Regions from separate parts of the Homo sapiens genome. Here regions 1 and 3 are each linked to region 2. The links are chromatin contacts, found by Hi-C or POLR2A ChIA-PET in ENCODE. All regions are on one chromosome and are shown on one strand. Each heading gives the region's core, a stretch centred on a gene start or an enhancer-like site at or near the end of the contact. The rest is flanking DNA. Distances are from core to core; before and after follow the strand shown.

The links. A loop is a pair of places that touch in the nucleus more often than their neighbours do. ChIA-PET counts read pairs that join two places held with the same protein, here RNA polymerase II (POLR2A). Pooled maps may share reads with other maps.
Region 1: a loop to region 2 is called in a pooled map, with 2.6 times the contacts of the local background. The contact joins the promoter of TDRD10 here to the enhancer-like site in region 2. A Hi-C loop is called at or near these places in 1 of 168 maps with a recorded cell type or tissue (mesothelial cell of epicardium) and 6 of 50 pooled maps. POLR2A ChIA-PET finds 5 or more read pairs at or near these places in 6 of 52 experiments (GM12878, Panc1, T-cell and 3 more).
Region 3: a loop to region 2 is called in a map of CD4-positive, alpha-beta T cell, with 3 times the contacts of the local background. The contact joins two enhancer-like sites. A Hi-C loop is called at or near these places in 10 of 168 maps with a recorded cell type or tissue (CD14-positive monocyte, CD4-positive, alpha-beta T cell, Caco-2 and 6 more), 2 of 37 single-sample maps with no recorded cell type and 17 of 50 pooled maps. POLR2A ChIA-PET finds 5 or more read pairs at or near these places in 19 of 52 experiments (BJ, CD4-positive, alpha-beta T cell, CD4-positive, alpha-beta memory T cell and 14 more).

What each region holds. Positions count from the first base shown.
Region 1 is chr1:154,500,864-154,503,563 of GRCh38, reverse strand. It overlaps TDRD10 (tudor domain containing 10), which reads right to left and starts at 1,345. Exons shown (of 13, transcript NM_182499.4): 1 at 535-1,345. It overlaps SHE (Src homology 2 domain containing E), which reads left to right and starts at 1,152. Exons shown (of 6, transcript NM_001010846.3): 1 at 1,152-2,128. The coding sequence starts at 1,538.
Region 2 is chr1:154,461,877-154,464,576 of GRCh38, reverse strand. The region is part of intron 9 of IL6R (interleukin 6 receptor); the gene reads right to left. Among named protein-coding and RNA genes, the nearest start is that of TDRD10, 39 kb to the left of the region's middle. Within about 2 kb of position 1,261, at least 19 of the 41 ENCODE cell types and tissues checked have a DNase peak (open chromatin) inside an H3K27ac peak, as active enhancers do.
Region 3 is chr1:154,419,584-154,422,318 of GRCh38, reverse strand. All of the region lies in intron 1 of IL6R (interleukin 6 receptor), which reads right to left. Among named protein-coding and RNA genes, the nearest start is that of IL6R-AS1, 14 kb to the right of the region's middle. Within about 2 kb of position 1,283, at least 8 of the 41 ENCODE cell types and tissues checked have a DNase peak (open chromatin) inside an H3K27ac peak, as active enhancers do.

The sequences.
Region 1 (2,700 bases), core at 96-2,595, 39 kb before region 2:
CAGGCTGGAGTGCAGTGACTTGATCTCAGCTCACTGCAACCTGCGCCTCCCGGGTTCAAGCGATTCTCCTGCCTCAGCCTCCTGAGTAGCTGCAACCATAGGCGCGCACCACCACGCCCGGCTAATTTTTGTATTTTTAGTAGAGACCAGGTTTCACCATGTTGGCCAGGCTGGTCTCGAACTCTTGATCTCAGGTGATCTGCCCGCCTCGGCCTCCCAAAGTGCTGGGATTACAGTCGTGAGCCACCGCGCCCGGCCTCAGAAAGCTTTTAAAGGGCTTCGAAGGGAGGGAGGAATGGCAGAGGCGTCTTTTCCCTTAAAGTGGCCACAGTTCTGCACACGGCACTCCCCGCCCGCACAAATCCAGACTAGGAGGGCCGCTCCCAACCGGCGCGAGCGAGCGACGGCCCCGCGGGAACAGCGACCCCTTTCCCCCATCAGTCGGGACGAGGGCGTTTCCCATGGCTGCCTGCCGACGCCCCTCCCTCCCAACCCTCGCCTGGCATCCCGGGACCTGGGGCCGACAAGCCATACCTCGTCTCGCGGGCCACGCGCGTGCACCTGCGATCGCGACGCCCAGCCTTCGCGCCTTCTCCCTCCGCGCTCCGCCCCCTCTGAGCCCGGGGGCACGGGGCGGGGCTTGCCGGCAGCCAATCCCCGGCGGCCACGGCGGGAAGAGCCTCGCGCTGCCCAGGACCGTGTGCCACCGAAGAGTAACGGAACTAGCGCAGGAGCTGGCGACCGTTGTCCCTGCGCCCGGACCTCGGGCCGCAACCTCTGCCCTACCGCCAAAAATAACGTCTGCAGAAAGAGTGGAGTAGAGCGGAGTGGGTGGGCGAGGGGCTTCCTTCCCGGGGGTGAGCGGCGCACGTGACACTCCTGGGCGCGTGTGAAGGCAGCGCCCGGCCGAGACCGGCTCGGTGCAGACGCGGGCTGTCGGCGGCAGAAGGGGGCTCTCTGCTCAGTGGGGCGCGGCCGATCCGCACGTGCGGCCGCCGCCCCTTTCTCCAGAGCTCGCAGCCCGACCCGCCTCTGCCATGGCGCTCACCCCGCCGCCCCCAGCTCTGGGCAGGAGGTGGCGGGGCTGGGAGGCGCCAGCCGCGGAGGGGAGGGGCGCGCGGAGTTGATGGGCCGCTCGCCGTCCGTCCACCGTCTGTCGCTGCGCCGGGGATACTCCCGCCGCCTCCGCTCGGTCCTCTCTGGTCCCTGGGAGCGTGGGCTGGGCCGCAGGGGGCTTCCGTGGGCCTGGCCTCTCCCACCGCAGGAGGAAAGAGCAGGGGGAAGCCCCCGGCGCCCGCCGCCTCCGAGAGCCACGGTGTCCTCGGGCCGGGCAGGCGTTGAAGACGAGCCCGGGCGGGGCCCCCCGCGCGTCGTGCCTGTCGCCTGCCGTGTCCGGAGCAGAGGCTAGCGCCCGCCCGCTCGGCGCCCCGAGCCGTGAGAACCCCACCCTGCCGGGCGTGGGCGACGGCCGGCCGGGGGCGCACGGAGCAGCCGTCGCGGGGCCTCGCCGCGGCCTCCAGCGCCCCAGTCACGGGGAATGCAGTGGTCCCCGACCCCTGGCGCCTCTGCGTGTCTGGGCTGGGCTTCCTCGCTCGCCTGCTCCACGGCCCCGACGCTCCTGGGCCGAGCCGGCCGGGGCCCCCTCATGGCGGCCAAGTGGTTCAAGGAGTTCCCCCTGAACCTGAAGACCGTGTCGGAGCGGGCCAAGCCCGGGGGCGGCGGCGGCAAATTGCGCAAGAACTCGGAGGCGGGCGGCGCTGGGCCGGGTCCTGGCAAGGGCCGCAAGAACTCGGCGGCCGAGCTGGGGAGCGGCAGGGCCGGCGTCGGCCCCAAGGACAGCCGGCTGTCCCGCGACAGCCTGCAGGGTCTGATTCAGGCCGCCGCGGGCAAGGGCCGCAAAAACTCCCGGGCCACGGAGGAGGAGCCCCACCGGGGTGCAACCAAGAGCTCGGGCTGCAGCACCTACATCAACAGGCTCATCAAGGTGGACACTCAGGAGAAGAACGGGAAGAGCAACTACCCCAGCAGCAGTAGCTCCAGCTCCAGCTCCTCTTCCTCCGCGTCCTCTTCCCCTTCCTCCCTGGGGCCCGAGCTGGACAAGGGCAAGATTATTAAGCAGCAAGAGACGGTAAGAATACAGCCTCCCTTGGACCACCTCTCAGTCGAAGGGGAGCCCTGGGCGCCTGCTAAGCCCTAGGCTTCTTTAGACCTAAGAGGCAGTGAGGATAGGTTTCCTAAGGTCCTTTCTCCCTCCACCATTTGGGAATTCCTGACCATTTAAAATTCTTAGACTGTTTTTTAATTCTTGAAAAACTCTTATTTTAGAGGTGGGGAGTTTTGCAGAAATGTACTAGCCATTGAATTTTGTTAGCAGTTTAGAAGAGTCGTTGAATGAGATATTCCTGTTTGGTTACATTTGACCCCTTTATAGATGTGGTTCATTTTAATTTTGATATTCAGGGGAATTGCAAAGCTAGGCTTGTGTATGACTTTTATGCTTCTTGAGCATAAGGAATGGTAACCTCTCAAGTGTGTAGATATGCATTTCAAAGCTTCAGGAAATGGTTTAACCAACAGTCTTCTCCACTGATTTGGAAGTTCCATCATTTTCTGCGGTTCCACCGAGTAAAGGGCTCCTCGGAGGTTCAGCAAATCTCCAAGACTGCTGCCCTTTCATTCATTCCATGGGCATTTGTTGCG
Region 2 (2,700 bases), core at 12-2,511:
AAGTGAAGAAACTGAGGCACCAAAAAGTCACTTAACAGTCCCTTAATTGTCCCATTGCAGAGGCTGTTCATTAGGTACACATCATCAGTCCCAAATCCATTTACTTAAAAAAAAGAAAAATAGGCTGGGCGCAGTGGCTCACGCCTGTAATCCCCACACATTGGGAGGCCGAGGCGGGCGGATCACCTGAGGTCAGGAGTTCAAGACCAGCCTGGCCAACGTGGTGAAACCCCGTCTCTACTAAAAATACAAAAATTAGCCAGGCGTAGTGGCAGGCACCTGTAATCCCAGATACTTGGGAGGCTGAGGCAGGAGAATCGCTTGAACACGGGAGGCAGAGGTTGCAGTGAGCTGAGATCGTGCCATTGCACTTCAGCCTGGGCAACAAGAGTGAAACTCTGTCTCAAAAATAAAAAAAAAGAAAAGGAAAGAAAATAAAAAAAGAAAGCATTCTTTTAGTAGGGAAAGAAAATGGGCCTCTCGGTCAAAGTAAGGCTGGCAGGAGGCAGATAATTTGCAACCGCCATGTAATAGCAGGAAAAGGGTCCCACTGCTCCCTCAACTGCCTTCCTGTTCCTCTTGCTCCTAATGTTGCTGACCTCCCCAGTTCTCCCTACGCCTCTCGGTCCACTCCCACCATGCTGGTGAGTTCCCACAGACTCAACTGTCGGCACCACTGGGCACAATTTGACTCATCTGACAGGAAAGTCAATGCTACACAGGAAGGAGATAGACATCTTTCTGATCACAGCTTGGTTCACAGTGCTCCACTCTGGGCCCAAAGCCAGGGCTCAGTAACTGAGAAAAGTCACTTGACAGCTCAAAGAAAGATGAAATGGTGACATGGATCTTCAAAAGCACAGTCACGTCCCCTTCCTAAAGGGGCCCTTCAACTGTGCCAGGGTGGCCAGTGCCCCAAGCCTCAGCCCCTCCCTCTTGCTTCCCACTTTGTGACTGACATGCCTCCTAACCCCAAAGTGGGAACAAGGTGGCCTCCCTCAATTCCATGGAAGATCAGTTACTCCAGGAAGGGCTGGGAAAGAGGAGGGGAAACCAATGTCAAAAACAAGATTTGGGGATTTTCCTTGGGTTTCTTTTTATATCGACAGGTTATTCCTGTCCTTGTTATGATAAATAATTAATAGTTGGCTCCAAATCTGCCACTGGCTTTTAGCTTGGTATCCAAATGAAATAAACAATCTGCAGAATATTATTTAGGGCTTCACCATGTGGACACCACACAGGAAGAGAGCCCAGCAGGGCTGCTGACTGGAGCTATGCTGAGTCATTGAATGGAGTTCTCCTGTAAGAAAGGACTGAGGAGAGAATCATTACACTCTGGATTTCAAAGAATTCAGACTCTCTGACCCAGGAATTCTACTTCTGGGAAAAGAAAGAACATAGCTATAAAAAAAAAAAAACCCTTTATGCACAAAGATGTTCAACACAGTGTTTTTTATAAAAGCAAAATAAGGCCGGGTGTGGTGGCTCATGCCTGTAATCCCAGCACTTTGGGAGGCCAAGGTGGGTGGATTACTTGAGGTCAGGAGTTCAAGACCAGCCTGGCCAATGTGGCAAAACCCTGTCTCTACTAAAAAAGAATTAGCCGGGTGTCGTGGCGCATGCCTGTAATCCCAGCTACTTGGGAGGCTGACGCAGGAGAATTGCTTGAACCCAGGAAGCAGAGGTTGCAGTGTGCTGAGATTGTGCCACTGCACTCCAGCCTGGGTGACAGAGTGATGTGTCTCAATAAATAAATAAATTAATTAATTAATTAAATAAAAGCAAAATAACACCCAAATAATTGGTAATGTTTGGGTGCCACCAATTAGGAGTAATAGGAGGTTGATTAAGAGAAATTGGTATATCCACCTAATACTACAGCTAATGAAAGTGAGATTTATGGCCAGGCACGGTGGCTCACGCCTGTAATCCCAGCACTTTGGGAGGCCTAGGCGGGCAGATAACGAGGTCAGGAGTTCGAGACCAGCCTGACCAACATTGTGAAACCCCACCTCTATTAAAAAATACAAAAATTAGCCAGGCATGGTAGCAGGCGCCTGTAATCCCAGCTACTCAGGAGACCGAGGCAGGAGAACTGCTTGAACCCAGGAGGCGGAGGCTGCAGTGAGCTGAGATCGCACCATTGCATTCCAGCCTGGGCAATAAGAATGAAACTCCGTCTCAAAAAAAAAAAAAAAAGTCTGAGATTTACAAGAATTTGTACTAATGTGAAAGAATGCCTGTGTTATAGTGCTAAGTGTGAAAGGCAGGATGCAGAGCTGAGGATACAGAATAATCATGGCTGTGTAAAAACAAACAAGAAACTAGGCAGAGGAAAAAGACTCAGGAGATTTGTCTAAATATTAAGTGTTCTTGATCTGGGTGTTGATTGTAAAACCATCTCCACAGGGTTGACAAAAATTGCATGCTGGGTTCTGGACAGAAATATATTAATAGTTATAATGAAGCAGTAATCAGGCTGCACTTTGGCCCATTTCCTTATTGCAAAAAGTCACGTAGCCCTAGACACTGACCATCTGCATCCCCGTTGTTTCTGTAGATAGGATTTCTGACATTAGGATCCTAAGACTTTTGTTTAAGGATCACTTAAGATGTTTTACGGACCCCTAATTCCGGCAACCAGTTTGAAGACCCTCACAGAGGAACGGGATTGGCATGAGAAGACAGCTTCTTCAT
Region 3 (2,735 bases), core at 34-2,533, 42 kb after region 2:
GGGTTTGATAAGTGGAGCCACAGGGAGTTACATTCCATAAAGAGAGAACAGTATATGCAAGGCATTAAGAACTGAGTCACCAGGCGCCGTGGCTCACGCCTGTAATCCCAGCACTGTGGGAGGCCGAGGCGGGCAGATCACCTGAGGTCGGGAGTTTGAGAGCAGCCTGACCAACATGGAGAAACCCCATACTAAAAATACAAAATTAGCCGGGCGTGGTGGCACACACCTGTAATCCCAGCTACTCAGGAGGCTGAGGCAGGAGAATCACTTGAACCCAGGAGGCAGAGATTGCAGTGAACTGAGATTGCACCATTGCACTCCAGCCTGGGCCACAAAAGTGAAACTCTATCTCCAAAATAATAATAATAATAATTAAAAAAAAAAGAATTGAGAGTCACCAGGCATCGTGGCTTACGCCTGTCATCCCAGCACATTGGGAGGCTGAGATGGGAGGATCGTTTGTGCCCAGGTGGCTGAGACCAGCCTGGGCAACACGGCAAAACTCCATCTCTACCAAAAAACTCTAAAATTAGCTGGGCATGGTGACACATGTCTGCGGTCCCAGCTATCTGGGAGGCTGTGGCAGAAGGATCACTTGAGCCCAGGAGGTCAAGTCTGAAGTGAGCTGTGATTGTGCCACTGCACTCCAGCCTGGGACCCAGAGCAAGACTGTGTCTCAAAAAAACAAAAAACAGTGAGAGTTCTGGGGAGGGCTGGTGTCTGGAGTATCTGAAATGCAGTAAGGAGGGAAGGAAGACCTACAGGGGAACATGGAGGGTGTGAGCACCCTCAAAGAGATCAGGCCTGACTCCACAGGCAGGGGGACTTTTGGTTCCTCTGTGGCCCCTTCTGAAATGCTATGCCTTTGCAACCCAAGAGCCTGGGTTAGGTTGGAGGCCATCCTGTGCTGCCAGCTGGCCTGGGCAGTGGGGACCCATGTCCCTGCTCAGAAACCCAGGCGGTGGGATGGGGTTGGCAGGCATGAGCCAAGCCTGTCAAAAGTATGTGCAGGCTCAATGGCTTCCCCACCTCTCCCCACTGCCCCACCAACCTCCAGGACAGGAGCATTCCATTGCTTCTTGTTTCTGTTCTCTTCCAATCTCCCTGAGAAAAAACCGACTGTCCCCTGCCCCTCCTTGGCTCCTGTGCATCATGAAGCAGCGCAGAGGCAGGAGGGAGGAAGAGCACCCAAGGACTGCGCCAAGGCCAGGGTCACATACAGGGAGGGAGCAGCTTCAGCCCAGGCTAAGAAAGAATGGGATTCTGCAGAGAGGACAAGGAAGCACCTCACCTGGGACTAAGATCACAAAAGGAGGCAGTATTGCCTCCCGAAAACAAACCCCCAAGCTCCTCCTCAACAGTCAGTGTTGGTGTCTGGTCTGGTCTGGTCAGTTTAATCACTGACTATTAATTGTGTGGGGTTGGGCTGACACAAACGTACAGTCTGCCTTGATTTGTTCTTTAATATAAAGTACATCTCAGTAGGGTGCAGTGGCTCACGCCTGTAATCTCAGCACTTTGGGAGGCTGAGACGGGTGGATCACTTGAGGTCAGGAGTTCGAGACCAGCCTGGCCAACATGGTGAAACCCTGTCTCTATTAAAAATACAAAAATTAGCCAGGCTTGGTGGTGTGTGCCTGTAATCCCAGCTACTCAGGAGGCTGAGGCATGAGAATCGCTTGAATCCGGGAGGCAGAGGCTGCAGTGAGTCGAAGGCTGCAGTGAGCTGAGATTGCACCACTGCACTCCAGCCTGGGCGAGACTCCTTCTTGAAAATAAATAAATAAATAAATAAATAAATAAAATAAAATAAAGTACATCTCCACAAGCAGGAGGCCCCTTGGTGTAGAGGAAACAGCTCTGTGCTGTCAGGTGACCTGAGTTCTATTCCTGGTCTTGTGATGACTCACAGGCAGCCATGGGCACGTCACCGCCCCTGGCAGAGCCCACTGGCCTTCTCTGTGAAATGAGGATTCAGACTGTGACCTGTAGATCCCCCACAGGCCCCCACTCCTGCGGTCTAGCATCCCATGGCGCCCAATCATTAGCTCTCAGAGGGCAGGAAGCAAACAATACTCAGCTTGAAAACACATAATGAATCTATGGATTTATTATTTAATAGTTGATGGCTTTGGGAGAAGGATGATGACCAGATCATCCCAGTGCCCTCAGAAAAATGCTTCTTTCTCCCTGGAGAGCTCTAGGGGAGGGAAAATTCCCACAACCTCCCTTGCCTCCCATTCCTCAAGGGAAAGAGAGTTTAGGTCCTAGTAACTCCCAACAAGCAAGCCCATATCTCCCTGCCCCGGTGGCCTAGGATTCCCCCTCCCAGGGACACTGGGACCCCCACCATGGCCCAGACACCCTTTGGTCTGGGGACCCTGCAGCACAGCTCTGGGAAAGTGGGGTTCCTCCCCAGTTGGGACCTAAGTTTGGGTGCCAGGAATCCAAACAGCTTTGTTGTTTTTCTACTTTTTCCCCCTCTTCAAGTAAACTTGCAAATGTCAATAACCAGAGAAAAACACGCACACGGAGACACATATTTCTCAACTCTCTTGCAGCTTGCCGCAGCTCTTGCCAGCAAAAACAAGTTCAGCTTCCTGGCCCCGTTTATGTAAGCGGTGAACCAGCTGCCTGGCCTGCCACCGAGGACACAGGCTTGGCTCGTGCCTGCTAATCCCATCTCACCACCCCAGTTTCTGAGCAGAGACGCAGGTCCCCGCTGCCCAGGC